2 separate regions of the Homo sapiens genome follow, and region 2 is linked to region 1. The links are chromatin loops, found by intact Hi-C in ENCODE. Cell type or tissue: MCF 10A. All regions are shown on one strand.

What was found. Hi-C counts contacts between places; a loop is a spot of excess contacts. Peaks named below come from ENCODE experiments on the same cell type or tissue, not always from the same donor. Only the 100,000 strongest peaks of a DNase experiment are listed, where the experiment ranks them.
Region 2: it touches region 1 in a loop (10-fold over the local background); 14 of 110 quality-filtered maps call a loop at or near these places.

Annotation. Positions count from the first base shown.
Region 1 is chr3:98,021,083-98,026,082 of GRCh38, reverse strand. GABRR3 (gamma-aminobutyric acid type A receptor subunit rho3) reads left to right here. Exons shown (of 10, transcript NM_001105580.3): 3 at 404-516. Among named protein-coding and RNA genes, the nearest start is that of GABRR3, 12 kb to the left of the region's middle. RefSeq lists an enhancer at 2,713-2,762. In MCF 10A, a CTCF peak has its summit at 2,652 (motif pointing right); a DNase peak (open chromatin) is centred at 2,682.
Region 2 is chr3:97,716,961-97,721,960 of GRCh38, reverse strand. EPHA6 (EPH receptor A6) reads right to left here. Exons shown (of 18, transcript NM_001080448.3): 15 at 1,551-1,700. It overlaps LOC124906256 (a long non-coding RNA gene), which reads left to right. Exons shown (of 5, transcript XR_007095973.1): 4 at 1,263-1,468; 5 at 4,383-4,562. Among named protein-coding and RNA genes, the nearest start is that of ARL6, 45 kb to the left of the region's middle. In MCF 10A, a CTCF peak has its summit at 2,546 (motif pointing right); a DNase peak (open chromatin) is centred at 2,580.

The DNA of each region.
Region 1 (5,000 bases):
GTAGCTTGTTCAGGTGCAGATTACTAGGCCCTGCTTCCTAGGGGACTGATTTAGTTGATCTGGGACAGGAGTCCATGAATCTGAGTTTTGATCACCTCCACTCAGGTAATTGGGATTTTCCAGGTCTAAAAACCGTATTCTGAGAAACAATATGAGTTTGTGCATTAAATCCAACTGAGTTTGTCACTTAATGTGCTCCAAAATTTGGTTTACCTTATTTGCTCCACACTTATATAATAAAGAACAAATGTTGACAGCTCTTTGGCTTAATATGAACTGAGAAAATGAGCTTTTATGTATGTATTTCAGAACATGTTATGTTGAGCACAGATGGCTAACCTAAATCAAAATATCCAGAAGCATATGTATCTCAGAAGTTTTTTTTTTCCCTTTGGGGGAACAGCAAACAAGAAACTAGAATGAAGAAAGATGACAGTACCAAAGCGCGGCCTCAGAAATATGAGCAACTTCTCCATATAGAGGACAACGATTTCGCAATGAGACCTGGATTTGGAGGTGAGTATTATCCTCTCAAAATTCATTTCAAAACCCATTGCACTGTCAAAATGGAGGTGAAAATTTAAAACAAGACCAAAATGCAAGTAAAGTCCATCAGTTTAAAACAAAAAAAGAAGGCTTTTACAATCACCTTCTCTTTAATGAGAACAATTGATGAGTTATCCATTTTAAATTGACCAAAAAAACTCATTTTCCTACTATGCACACTGTAGTAAATAGTATGTGTTCCATAAATAGAGAATGGATATATGTTGCCTATACACCAACTTATTTTCTAACTAAAATCCTTAAATTGGATACATGTTATTTATAAAATCTTATTGAATATTCTTATGAGCTAGAATGCCATGCTTTGGGGGAAGAATTAGTATGGCAAATGCCATGGCTTCCTCTGAACGTACTCTGCTGAATTGTCTTTTAAAAACGGTTTATCACTTCTAGCAATTAAGATTGATCAAGTGTTAGAATACCCCTTAATGTACTATCTTATTCCATCCTCACAGTGATCCTATGAAATAGGCACTGTCATGATACTTAATATTGCAATGTGAACACTGGGTCTTAAGAGAGGTTAAGAGATTTGCCCAAGGCCATGAAAACAGAAAGTGGTAGAGCTGAGCTGCGATGGCAGGTAAAGAAGATGAAAATTCATATTACAGGTACATAATTGGAACAAAGACTTTCTTCTCCTTAGACTACTTAATGTACACACAGTTGCATCACTGAGGGTACCAAGTTTTCCAACAATACACAGGATATGGTGAAATCATCAGGTTAAACTCTCTGGCTTACAGCTAAATCCATCCTGATTCTTCTTTCATTGATGGAGCCTTCCACTTCCACAATTCCTGAACTGACAACTTTTGAGAATCCTAGAGATGTGGAGATGAGGGAAGTATGGATGAGGGTGAGAAGAAAGATCCTCTGGCAGTATAACAGATACAGCCTTCTGATGAATAACGAATACCGCAAGTGTTCAGGGCGGGGGATACTCTTCTCATGATGTGGTTATGACCAAGGGAAGCACAATAGGCATGTAGGTACTGCAGAGAACTAATTTGTTAACAGGCAAAACAAAAACGTATGTTAAATATTCTCACGTTGAGGATTGGATTTTTTTAGGGGGTGGTTGTTTGTTTTTTCAATTTCCTGAAATCCATGTGGTTCCTGTTCTTTTTTTTTTTTTTTTTTTTTTTTGAGACGGAGTCTCACTCTGTCACCCAGGCTGGATTGCTGGCATGCAGTGGCGCGATCTCGGCTCACTGCATCCTCCACTTCCCAGATTCAAGTGATTCTCCAGCCTCAGCCTCCCAAGTAGCTGGGATTACAGGCACGTGAAACCAGGCCAAGCTAATTGTTGCATGTTTTAGTAGAGAGAGGGTTTCACCCTGTTGGTCAGGTTGTTCTCAAACTCCTGACTTCAGGTGATCCACCCACCTCGGCCTCCCAGAGTGCTGGGATTACAGGTGTAAGCCACCACACCCGGCCAATTCTAAGGGTCTAACCTTGATTTCATCACATTTGTGACTCAGACTTTGGTGAGCATCAGGATCACCTGGGGGTTCTGAAGGCACAGCTTACTGGGTTCCACCCCCAGAGTCTCTGACCCACTAGATCTGGGTGGGGCCAACCATTTGCGTTTCTAACAAATTCCTAGGTGATGCTGCTGGTCTGAGAATCACAATTTGAGAGCTCCTCGGGAGGCTGAGGCCAGAGAATCGCTGTATTAGGTGATCACTGTATTAGGTGATCAGCATCAGATGAAATCATGGTGAGTTTAATTTTTTGTTTTGCAGAGCATTTTTCACACTTATTGAATCATAATTTAAGATTTCAGAAGCCTTGAGATGAAGCAGGTTTAGAAATATGTCTCTTTTTTTCTTCTGAGACTATTTCTTTATCTTTTTTTACTTTTCTTCACTACTTCTCTTATGTATCTTCCTTACGACCGTTCTCAACTGTGTTTCCCCAGCCAAATTTTCCCAAAGTTTATATAATAGGTTCTACAACTACTACGCAGATATTTTGTACCTTGGTCCCTGTGATTCTATAAAAGATCTTTAAAATATTTCCCCTACCACCATATAACAAGCAGGAATCTTCAGTCGATACATTTGCCTGTCCCTGGGTTTTCGGCCACCAGGGGGCGCCAGTCACACAGGAATGGCTTGAAACTGGCCACTCCGGAGCCACAGTTGGAAGCTCTTTTCAACACGAATTCAAAAACCTGCCCTAATTCATGTCAGGTTAGATTTCTCAGTTAAACTCGCTCCTATCCTAGAGGAAAGGGTTTTTATGGAGATTATTTGAGGCCATGTAAAGGAAGAAAGATTGAGAGAAAAATGACTATCCTTGAATGTAGACCTTGAACCAAGTGCGGTCTAGAGAGGCTTTGACACTCAAAGTGGTCCATGGACCAGCCGCAGAATCACCTGGGAGTTAGAAATGCAGATGCACGGGCCCCAACTCAGGATTCTAAATAAAACTCTGCAGTGATTCCCCTAAACCTTACAGTTTGAGAAGCACTCCTGTAGATGACGGAGAGCCAACTCTCCTCTCTTATCTTAAAACATGTATGCCTTCATTCTCCATCCCTACCTCGTCCTCCCCCCGTCCAGAAAAACATGAAATTGACCTGAAATTTCCACTGTGCTTGATCTGTTAGAGATACATTTAAAGATTTTTTTTAAATGAAAATGCATTTTTTTAAAAATACTTTCTTTCCCGAGGCGACTTCGTAGGGTTGTTAAAAATGCAATTGAAATGTGCTACTTAGTGGCAGGCGGCAAATCATCCCATGATTAAGAAATTTTTCTGACAATCATATACTGGGGTGAAATGGTGTCCAAATGGCTTGTGTGATTAGTCAGTTTGAGCCGAAAAATCTTCATAAATTCAGTCAGAAGTGTCAGTCTGGTAGCTCTGTGAAAGACACCCCTTAACCTTCTCTTGCCTGTCTTGGTCAGAACAGCTTCTTATACCAGTGACCCATTTCTCTGTTCTCATGGCTGCCTTCCTTGGGGAAATCAGACTGCAGAATATAAAAGACAAGCTTTAATTTATCTTCTTTCTTTATGCTTGTCCGCAACACAAACACACGCACATACTTTTTCCCTCTTGAGCTAAATGTTAACTTCAGCACTTCTCTTGCCTTAATGTGTCTTCCTAATTAGCTTTAACATTAAAACCAGCTGCTACTGCAGTGTTTTTTACTTTTATAAAGCATTAGAAGATTAATTGACTCATTATGTGGAAACAGGAGGATATAAATTTAGGGGAGCTTTTTGTTTAACTTGGGTTATAAATTGCAGCTCATTTTCTTTATTTATGTTTTCCCCACCTTTTACGTCTCCCATAACTAAGGGCTTTTTTGTTTTAGTTTTATAGATGATAATTTCTTTGTTTCTTCAAAGTGAAATCATTTCAGTATGCAGATACTGGCTACAGAGTCAAGACAAAAGCTAAAGTTATAAAAGCTGCTTGCACAGTCTTTGCTTGTCAAAGGAGAGGACTATACTGTGAGTCAGAAGGATCTGGCTACTTTCCTATCATTAACTAACTTTGGGTTTCAGGCACGTGTTGTAACCTCTCTGAGTATGCACTCCCTCGTGTCAAGAGGAGCTAAAATCAGCTCTCTCTAGCTAACAAAGCAGCTATAATTAAAAGATTAGATGATATATTATATAATGAACTTTAAATGCATTATACAAATCAGATGTATAACTTTTATTTAGCCCTCATTATTCCAGCCTGCATAAAAACCAAATAGATGCTATATCTTGCCATATACAAAAAGGATTATAAATGTGTGTGCTACTACCTAGTTAGTGATCCTGAGAAATCAACACAATCATCGTAATGGTTAATATTTATTTAATTTTCACTATATTTTAAATGCTTTAGGTACTGAATTAATAAAATTATCTAAAAATTATTATTTACACTGTTACATTTATTACTGATCCAATAGATAGATAACATGTAAGTTGGTTTTAATACATCTGAATGGGGTTAGGCTAAGGACTTGACAAGCTTCCTTTCACATAATCACAGCAACCCAAAAAGTAGGTACCATATATTTAGTTCTGTTTTACAGATTACATGAGGAGTTGAGGTATTTACAGAAGTTTGGTACTAACTCAGGTTTATATGGCTACAAATTCCATGGATTTGAATCCATATGCTTTATTGCCACCTTCTATCTGTGACTCAGCTCCTTTTTTGTAAAAAGAACGATCTTTGGAGCTTTTATCTGGCTCCCAAACTCTGATTCTGCGTTTTGGCTTTACATGCTGCTCACTCTCTACTCTATCCTCAAGAATGCTAGAGCGTAATACAGTTCCTCAAACCCATGAATAAGGTGCAGTGGGACATGGAGCTCAAACCAGGCAGAAATGACGGCCTGGTGCAGTGGCTCACGCCTGTAATCCCAGCACTTTGGGAGGCCGAAGCAGGCGGATCATTTGAGGTCAGGAGTTCGA
Region 2 (5,000 bases), 300 kb after region 1:
GAAGAGGAATTATGGTGACTGAAACCAGGGCTTTTACTACCTAAGGTAACTGGTTAAAACAAACAAACAAACAAAATCCCCAAATATGGGTTCCTTTTGAAAGTGAAGGAACAAATTTATGCCTCTGGAATTCAGTTTTAGGAAAAACTGGAAAAGCAGCCAGGAACTGCCCCAAACAAAGCCCAATGGCAGGGAAGAGCAAAGGAGTCCTTCAAATATGATTCCCTGATGAATAGCAGACTGTAGGCAAATGGCCCAGATCCAAAAAGTCTAAGTGTTGCGGGGGTGGAGCAAAGGTTGCTGGTTATGATGCACTTTGTCCTTAAGGCCAAATGCTCTGTAGGGCCCAGCCACACTGGCTTTGCAGTTTGATGTTGTGCTTTGGAGAACAATGACTGAGCAGTGTGTTTGGCCTCAAACCTGCTGCTACGTTAACTTCTGGACCTAGCATTTTCCACAGAGTCAGTAGACACCCACAGTACTAAGGAGTCAGCTTCAAAAGCAGTACTGTATGGCAGGGAGAAACACTAGCCATGGCCAGCCAACCAAAATCCAATCTTATCTATGCCTGACATTAGAAAAGGATAAATTTTCTCTGTGATTAAGTCCTTAAGATACTTGGACAACTTGAGATTGGGATAGTATGAGGTGTGGAGGTGTGTGTGGGTTGCTTAAGTTGTGTTAAAACTGGCAAAAATAAATGAGATGTGGCAATAGTGTTTAGGGATTATCTATAGTTACGTAGCCTTTGTTTTCACCTATGAACATTCAGAATCACATTATAGGTGATTTCTTATTACCATTGTATCAGAAACCATCTTATAGTTTGAGAAGAACAGGTGAGTAGACAAAGCCTGAATTTCGAGATGAGGAAGTGGGAACTTAAAATATAATGTCAGCTCTGACAGCACACTTATTTGCATTGTCAGAGTATCTGCATCTTCTGAATACTGTCTCTATCACTGTGGATAGGTCACAGGGGTTCAATGTGTGAATTCTCCTGTTCTATAATATTATAGTATCAACCACCAAGGTAGTTTTATAGATAAAATAGAAACAAAACAGTTTGCATTAGGGGTCATGCATATCAAAAGAACCGTACTAGATGGCACATATTGATAATGCATTGCCTGAAAGCATTCACTTTTTTCCCTCTAAGTGATATCTAGTCTAAATTGATTTGCTCTTTACAGTGCTGCATTGAATTGCCCTAAGGAAGAAACGAAAAGTAAACATTACTCTTTCTTTTGTCTTACTTGTAGGTCAAGGCTATTGCACAAACACAGTCAGACTTCATTAGAACAAGCATGGAAATCTGAGATGTAACATGTGCATCAGGCACTCACATGGCACAGCCTGGCAGCTGTCCCTGAGGACATCAAATACAGCTCAGAGTGAAAGGTTACTCAGCTTCTCAAACTCAGCCATAGACCATGAGAAGTTCTCAGGAAGATAAAGGCCAATCTGAGTGAGGACAAAAGGCATAATTCCCCCTCAAGCTAATGTGTTTACATTCACAAAATGGCAGTTTAACTATCGGTAGCACTTACATCTTGGTTAGACATTTCCCAATAAGGTCTCTCTCCATAGGACATGACCTCCCACATGACAATGCCATAGCTCCATGCATCGCTTGCTGAGGAGAATTTTCTGTAGGCGATGGCTTCTGGGGCTGTCCACCTTATGGGGATTTTTCCACCCTGGAAAACAAATTGGAGATTTCTTAGCTGGCTTATCGTTGTATTAAAAACAAAATGGTATTCCAATTAAATATTTTTTATTAGAAAGATCTAAATACTTCATAATAGCACTGGCATTTTAAATTAAAATCAAAAGAAAGCCAGAATAATGTTAAAATGTCAGAAACATTTCCTATAATTATTCAGTAAAAATAGCTTTAATGGGAAATAAGTCACACTTCAGAAATATTTTATTTCATTCATTAGAGAAATTTATTTTTACTTTAGATTCACACAATTAACCCCTCTATAATGCCATTTGAAGAAAGTTCCAGATTATAGGACATTAAAACTAAATATCGTTCAACACTCATTAAACATTGTATTGCATTTATAAATAATAATGAGAATAATCTCTAACTTAATTGAAGACAAGTGCTTAAATACAGAACGGAAACATTCTCTACCAATTCAATACTTACCAGAATTTTATTTGTTCCCTTTGTTTGCTTTACATCTGCTATGATTACATTTATTTTATATGAAAACATTCTTAACCAGTATATAAGCGCACCTTGAAAGGATAATCTTTCTTTCAAAAACTTTAATATAGTTTATATTTTTATTCTTCAATTTCAACTTAACATTTTAACATATTAAAGGAATTAAATTGTATGAATTTAAAGGTTCAAGAATTAAAGTCTGCCATTGTATTACACTTAAATTTTATTAACATTTATTACCTTTTATCTCTTGAAACACTCTATAAATCCCTTTTTACTGTAATGACAAGAATAAAACAATTCATCCATTTGATTTACAATTTTAAAATCCCTGCAGCTCCAAAGTGCGAGTTGAAGGGACGAAAGCAGCCCTAGCGCCACTAGATGGCGGAAGAGAACAATGAGCGGCTCCCAGATTGCTGTCTTAAACCGTGGAGGTGGCTTAGGTTCATAACAAAAATTATTTTTGACAGTCAGAGCTCACCACAAAGGGATTGTTTCAACATTGTCCATGATCATGATCACATAATCTGATCACCCACTGTGTGCAAAGCCTGGTGCAAGTAGGGGTGGAAAGAAAAGTGTGTTCTTTGGCCCTTAAGGAATTTAAGTTAAATATCTTTAAAGGTGAAACTATTAATTGAGTAATCTAAACACTACTTACCGCGGCGGGGGGGGTGGGGGGGGGGGTGGGGGGGGCGGGAACGGATTCATCCAAAATGGGAACAATTTAGGTTTTACAAGGCAAATGAGAGCATTAATGGAACACTCATTTCAAAGACTAGTAGCATGGAATTGTTAGAAGAAACCTTGGGGAAAACACCTTGAATCCACTCCCTTGATTTTATAAGTGAGCAAACTGAGCCCAGGGCTTGGAAATTTCAAGGTTTAGAAATTTCTCACCATATTATTGAGTACCTTATGTATATTAATGCTGTCATATGATGTAAAGATGTAATACTTAAGCACAGGGATTCTGTAACCACATATCAAAGCAGCCCAATAGAAGGAAGCCTGAAGCCCGAGGTTTTCATGCATTGGGGCAGAGGTTAAAGGCAGCACCAAATTAAGACTAGGGAATTAAATTTACAAAGTTGGTGACAGTAGCTTAAGAGTGTTGGGGGGCAGGGAGTTGCAAGGGGAGAAAATTCATTCTTGAACCCAAAGTAGGGTAGCCAGATAAAATAAGGGACTCATGGTTAAATTTGTATTTCAGATAAATAACAAATAATTTTTCATTATAAGTATGTTCCACAAGGGAATTTTTTGGTATAAGTACATCCCAAATATTATATGAGACATATTTATACTTAAAAAAAACCAAATCATTGTTTATCTGCAATTCAAACTTAACTGGGCACTCTATATTTTTATTTACTAAATCTATCTACCCTAATCCAAAGCACTAAAAAAATTCAGAAATGAGAACACTGCAAGTGATCCAATTGGACATAAAGTCATGTTCTAAAAAATGGGTGTGATCTTCACAAGGGGGTAAGGATACCTCTACTTGTATTTGTGCACCAATACTAGAGTATTCTTGTTTTATTGTATGTTTGTGACTAAAGTGCCTCAGTCTTGTGGCTCTGCATATTGAGCTATTTAAGTAAGATTCAGGTTTGTTTCCAATATGGAAGCCACATTTCCAGAGAACAAAGTCCAAATTTGTCAATTTGACCCGAGAACATATACAAGGGCAAGGGCAGCAGTCCCATCTGGCATTTCTCATGCTGGATCTTTCTTTGTTCCAGAAAACAATATGTAAGAGTGTGACTTGCTAGCCTGCCTGGCTGTTCCTTTGCTAAATCTTTGTGGGTTCTATTAAGATAGGTCAAAAAGCAGAGTTAATGGTTATTTTATGTTCATTTACTCATTCACCTATAAATGATATTTCATATAAATTATTCACATATAAATTTATATTTTGAATAATTTGATATCACATATAAGTGACAACGTTATCACTTTCCTTCATACGGTTTTATTTTTTTCTGTAAGGGGAAGGTATTACAGAATATTTGATTAATGGCATTGCTCCCTGTTATGAACTCAATTGTGTTCCCCTAAAATTCATACATTGAAGCCTTAACCCCCACTGTGACTATATTTTGAGATAGGGTCTTTAAAGAAGTAATTAAGGTCAAATAAAATTATAAGGGTATGGCCCTCATCTAATATGACTTTGTTCTTTCCTTATAAGAAGATGAAAAGGTATCAGAGGCATGCAGGCACAGAGAAAAAGCCATTTGAGGCCATCCTCAAGAAGAAGCCATCTGTAAGCCACAGAGTGGGGCCTTAGGAGAAGCCAAGCTGTCAGCACCTTGATCTTGGACTTCCAGCCTCTAGAACTGTGAGAAATAAATTCCTATTGTTTAAACCACCCAGTCTGTGGTGTTTTGTTATGGCAGCCCTAGCAGACTAATACACTACCACTATAAAATTTTTTTTTTCAAAACACTTTGTTAAAATGAACAACATTACAAAATGGACAGTGCAACTTTATTTCCAATTTTATTTCAACTGTTGTCTTTTTTTTTTTTTTTTTTTGAGATGGAGTTTCACTCTTGTTGCCCAGGCTGGAGTGCAATGGCGCGATCCTGGCTCACAGCAACTTCTGCCTCCTGGGTTCAAGAAATTCTCCTGCCTCAGCCTCCCGAGTAGCTGGGATTACAGTCACCTGCCACCACGCCCAGCTAATTTTTTTGTATTTTAGTAGAGACAGGGTTTCACCATGTCGGCCAGGCTGACCAACATGGTGATGGTCCATATTGAACTCCTGACCTCAAGTGATCCACCCACCTTGGCCTCCCAAAGTGCT